2 separate regions of the Mus musculus genome follow, and region 1 is linked to region 2. Evidence: chromatin contacts called from ENCODE Hi-C data. All regions are on one chromosome and are shown on one strand. Each heading gives the region's core, a stretch centred on a gene start or an enhancer-like site at or near the end of the contact. The rest is flanking DNA. Distances are from core to core; before and after follow the strand shown. Region 1 holds the start of Fbxw24 (F-box and WD-40 domain protein 24). Region 2 overlaps Pfkfb4 (6-phosphofructo-2-kinase/fructose-2,6-biphosphatase 4).

The links. Hi-C counts contacts between places; a loop is a spot of excess contacts on that map.
Region 1: a loop to region 2 is called in a map of T-helper 17 cell, with 2.4 times the contacts of the local background. The contact joins the promoter of Fbxw24 here to the enhancer-like site in region 2. A Hi-C loop is called at or near these places in 4 of 37 maps with a recorded cell type or tissue (T-helper 1 cell, T-helper 17 cell, regulatory T cell and 1 more).

What each region holds. Positions count from the first base shown.
Region 1 is chr9:109,624,748-109,627,447 of GRCm38, reverse strand. Fbxw24 (F-box and WD-40 domain protein 24) reads left to right here and starts at 1,389. Exons shown (of 10, transcript NM_001013776.4): 1 at 1,389-1,509; 2 at 2,268-2,305; 3 at 2,500-2,663. The coding sequence starts at 1,420.
Region 2 is chr9:109,008,342-109,011,069 of GRCm38, reverse strand. It overlaps Pfkfb4 (6-phosphofructo-2-kinase/fructose-2,6-biphosphatase 4), which reads right to left. Exons shown (of 14, transcript NM_173019.5): 7 at 2,600-2,721; 8 at 414-621. Among named protein-coding and RNA genes, the nearest start is that of Pfkfb4, 18 kb to the right of the region's middle. Within about 2 kb of position 1,294, at least 1 of the 3 ENCODE cell types and tissues checked has a DNase peak (open chromatin) inside an H3K27ac peak, as active enhancers do.

The DNA.
Region 1 (2,700 bases), core at 140-2,639, 620 kb before region 2:
AAAAGTCAAAGCCAGGCATTGTGGCACACATCTTTCATCCCATCCATTTGGGAGGCAGAGACAGACAGATCTCCAAGTTTGAGGCCTGGATTATATATCAAGATCCAGACTGGTCAGTCAGGGGTAGAGAGTGAAAACCTGTCTCAAAATCAAATAAAGAAGAGAAGAAAGAAAAAGAAATGAAAGAGAGAGAGAGAGAGAGAGAGAGAGTAAGAAATGAAGAAAGAGAAAGAAAGAAAAGAAAAGAAAAGAAAAAGAAAGGAAAGAAAGGTGAAAGCTGAGAAAGTGAAGCACAACGAGGTCTCTGGCTCCTTTCAGGGCCTGTACTGTGGCCTGAGTCCCCTCTGCAGGCTGCTTTGGTTTTGCTGGTTGCAGTCGCTTCACGTTCTAACATCCAATTATGTAGTAACAAATCCAATGGTGGGGTCTGCAGTCCTCAAAATTATTTTCAATCTGAATCAGTAGAGAGCATAATTTAAACTGTGTCTCATATAACCATTTTGTATGTGTGTATGTCTAAGTATGTATATGTGCATATGTCCATGGTGTATGTCTGAGTGTACTCTATTGTTGTGCTGGGTTCCTTGGGTTATTGTCTTAAAGGATAGAGTAGCACAGTTACCAAAGGTCCAGGACCTAAGCTCTACCTGTGGATGACCGTCTAGAATGAAAATTCATTCTGATTTCTAGTTAGTAATATACTCAGCATGAGTAAAATCAGCATGACACTTTTACTCTTTTTATGAAACAAAGTCTCATTCTTTAGCCTTAGGCTGTCCAGGAATCATGTTCAGTACATGTAAAAGTGCCTATATGCTGCAGTGCACATGAGCATCCATGTGCAGAGATTAGCAGTAAATATTAGGTGTCTTCTTTGTTGCCACTGTCTAATAGAAATTTAAGTACACAAGCACATGCTCTCAGAGGCTGTGCAGGCACAGAGAGGTGGGCCCTGCTGATCTAACTCAGGTCTCAAGGTAGACATGAACATGGAAACCAGTTTCCCTACACCAGGAATTTGGAGAAACCTAATGGACTTCACATAAGCAATTGAACCTGTTGACAATTAGTGTGTTACTCGGGATTTTCTAGAAGGTTCTGAGAAGTACATCATCAATCAGGGCTGCCCCAGATCATGTGCTTTTGGTCTCCACAGTACCAGGAAGGGGTTGTTGAGCTCATCTATGCTATGAAAATCACTGTGGAGTGAGTTAAGGTGTGAGCACTCTCAGCTGAGTGCATCTGGCTGCAGTGAGAGGGGAAGGGGAGTCAGGCTGAGCGTCTACACAGCTGCAGCTTGCTCCAGTCAAATCCTGATGAACTATGGTTGGCAATCCTGTGAAATCTTTGGCCGAGTCTTTAAAATCAGATCAAGCTGGGAGGAGAAAGGAGAGTCAGTGTGGACTTAGGCCACTGAAGATGGAGATCCATTTGTCTAGTTTCCCTATGATGGAAATCTTCTCCTATCTAGATGCCTACAGTTTGCTACAGGTTGCCCAAGTGAACAAGGTAAAAGCTCCTTGGCTGAACTCCTCTATTCGGTGCACCCTACATGAGGCCCTTTGACCTTTCCCACTCAGTCTTGCAGTCTTAGATACCCCAGCATCACACTCAACACAGCCTGCCTTCCTTCCTTCCTTCCTTCCATTCTTCCTTCCTTCCTTTCCTCCATCCCTCCCTACTTAAACTTACCTTATTCAGACCTGTCAACTCAGCTCTGACATGTAAGTTTCTCTGGGACTCATCTGCTTCTCTTGACCAACAGGAGCTCCATCCTACAGAATAGCAAACAGATATATCTAGCGGACACGGGTGAGCATTATCCACTCTGAAGACCTCAAATCTGGTTAAATGAGTCAGGAGTGGTGGTTTAGGACTGTAATTGAAGCCCTTGTGAGGTAGAAGCAAGATGATCAGGAATTTGGGGCAAACTCAATGAAAGGAATTTAAAACCAGGCCAGGCTACTAGAAACCTTAATTCACAACAATAACAGTGATAATAGCATTCTGCCAAAAGAAACGAACAGTCTTCCCTCCGGAGATGTGCTGCTGATGCTTGCCATTCTTGAGACTCCATGTCAGACCTTTGAGCCTGGCCCTCCTTCCTCTGAGCCCTCACAAGGTGACTTGTGTTGGCTGGGGTAGGTCTCTCCATGCTGAGAGCTAGGACTCTGTTTTATTAACCTGTGTAGGCCTAGCCCAGAAAAAAAATGAGTACAGGAGAGGGAGGTGGTTGTTGGTTTAAGGAATTTTTTTCTCTCTCATAGAACTGGAATGCACTTGCAAGCAATGATTTCCTGTGGAGGTAAGGAGAGGGGCAGGGTGGGATGGGAGGAGGGGACAAGATGGGGCAGAGAGGGAAGAACAGGCCTTCGGATTCTGGGCCTGGACCTCTGCTGCATGAGGATGGTTAGTGAATTTATGTTTGCACACTGTAACCATGGCTCTAAAGTAAGGTGACTGGGGTCAGCCTGATGGAATTGCAACTGTGTATTGCAGGAAGTTGTGTCAGGAAAGATGGCTCTTCTGTGACATGGTTACCCTACAGCTCCTGGGCAAAGAGACATGGAAACAGTTCTTTGTTTACCGAACATGGCAAGAACACGTCAAGTCCCGGGCAATTCCAGAAGATTTCACTTACAAGGAAATTCCTTTGGAGTGTGGTATGGGCTTGAGGACCTAGGAGAGACCCCACTTGGT
Region 2 (2,728 bases), core at 45-2,544:
TGGGTTTAGTTTTTAAAAAGTCACACTAACTTCCCAATGGTGTACACATCCAAGTTCTGTGCCTTCTCCCCAGACCCCAGGAGCAACCCCAGATTTGTTGATCAACTGCCCCAAGGCCATGTAACCTCTTCTATGAGTCCTCGATATCCCCCTGAACCATGTCAAGGCCATAGCTGTTCAGTTGGGGCTCGGGCTGCTCTAAGGGGAATGGCCTCTGCCTGGAGAATGTTCATGTGCGTTTGCTCAGCACCTCATCCCCTTTCCCACGTTCTACACCGGATAATGACTCTCTGCCTCAACTGCACATTGGCTATAGCAGCCCCTACACACATATTCACATATCCATCCCTCTACCTGAAGGTACCGATGCACCGATGCATGCCCATGTGCATCACACACACACACACACTGACCTCCCGGCCCCGGGGGGACAGTCCAGGATCCCCACCAATCCGGCCCTTGAGGTTTAGCTCGCTCTCCCCATGCCGGCAGAGGTAGATGGAGCGGGGTGTCACATGGATGTTCATGAGGTAATAAACGATGCGACTCTGGATGTGATCAGCAACACGGTTCACCACATAGCTCTGGCCCACGTCCATGATCTTGATGTAGGACAGATCCCTTGCCAGAGAGAAGGTAGAGAGCGCCTGTGAGGGTGGCCAGGCCCTTGGAAGCACACCGGCAGCCACAGGAACTAGCTGAAAAGCCTGCGACTCTGCCCACTGGATCTGGGATCACAACACACAGGACCGGCAGCTGGTGTGAGAGTGGCAGGGGGTGAGGCAGCTGGGACACACCTCAGTGACACACATACACGTGCTGTGGGGGTGGGGGGTCAACACTCATTGTGCTAAAGGGGACAGCTAGAACAGTGGTCGGTGAAGTCATATCAGGATTTTACTGCTGCGTGTGTGTTTCCAGACCCCTTCCTGTCACCCTCTGTGCTCCGTAAGCTGAACCAGAGACAGCTGTTCCTACGGCTGACCTGGCAGACGCTGGCAAGCGCTGCACTCCCCAAAGTTCCTAGGCAGCTTTCTTTCCCCCAGAGACCCTCGCCTCCAGTCACACAGTCAGGGTCACATATACGCCAAGGAGCTACTACCCCTCCTCCTCAGGCATCCTGTGGCCAAGAAGCACAGGAAGACAGTGCTGGCCTCTCTCTCCACTTTGCGCCTGGGCGATGCTTCTGCTTAGAGAGCACATATGTTGGCAGCGGTGGGGAGGGATGACTTAGCAAGTGCTGAAGCTGGGCTGTGACTTAGCAGTGCTGGGATCGGGCTGTGACTTGGCCATGCTGGGGACAGGCAGTGACTTAGCAGTGCTGGGAACGGGGGGGTGAAGCAGCTGAGAGTTCCCGGATGTTCTCATACAAGTTCTCCCTGTCTGTACCCTTATTACCTTTACTCTACCAATAACCCCGGGAGCAACGTTTGCTGACAGGTCTAACTGGGGCTGTTCAGGGTGAGGCTCTCGTGCAGTAGCCCTGCAGAGTGACAAGAAGCAATGCCGGGGAGGCGGGGGGGGGGGGGGGAGTTGAATAACAAGGCCACACAGGGACAGGCCTAAGGGCCACTCAGCTCCAGTCTGGCTGCAGAGCCCAGCAGAGGGGAGATGTGTCAGCCCACGGGCAACACAGGCACCACCATTCTATGAGTACCCGGAAGCCGTCCCTCTAGCAGCTGCTGTGTTCCTTGGATCATATATTATACATTATATATGATCATACATTATCTATTCTTATGTAATCATAAACACCAAACACATATTTATAACCCAGCCTTTCACTTAACACTGTGCAATGCACGCTCCCACGTCTTTCTATAATTATGGTTTATGGTGACTAAGATTTCACCATGGCCTCAGTGCTATTTACTTCATTCACTGCTGCTGGTTATACTTAGGCCAAGAGGCACAGTACTGCCAACAACGCAAATGCCGCCCACAGGCTGTTTTCTATCAAGTTTTAGTGGAACACACCCATGGCCATTTATTTACAGTTTCTTTTGCAGCACAATGGCACAGTCAGTAACTGTAGCAGGGTTCCAAACCCTAAATAAACCATTCATTATCTGGCCAGTTGGCTGGAGATGTTGCTGATGCCAGCCACAAGACCCTCAGCTGGGCACCCACTTTGGAAGTGAAGGTCCTTGGCCACTCAGCACTCCTGCTTGCCATTCTGTCCCAGAGGGAGGCAGATGGACCTGACAAGTAGTGGCCATCGACTGCTGCTCATAGGCAGATCTGGCTAGCTCCTGTCCACTCCCCAACAGCAGAATGAAAGAAATGTATGAAGTGTTTGCAAACACCTTTTGGGAAGGCCTCCTGCATAGAAATTAGGTTTGATTTTATAGTGAGACAGGAGAAAGTCCCACAGGAGGTAATGAGTGTTCTGTAAGCCACCTCTAGCCAACAACTTCTGCCTCAAGGAAAGAAACAAAAGTGGTCAGACCACACCGGCCTTCTGGAGTGCTTCCCTGAGAGGCCATCACCCTTAGGCGACCACCACACGGAGCCACCACAGGGAATCACACCGAGATGGCCAAGTGGACTCCCCCCACCCCCCTCAGTGCCGCTGCAGCCACGGGGCTCTCTCACCCACCTGTCCAGGTCTTCATCCAGCGACTCATATGAGTTTTCATAGCATTCAATGCGCCTCATGAAGTCTTCGGTGGCTTCGTCGCTGTCCCGGTTGACATAGTCAGGGCTGCCCAGCTTCACTTGCTGTCGG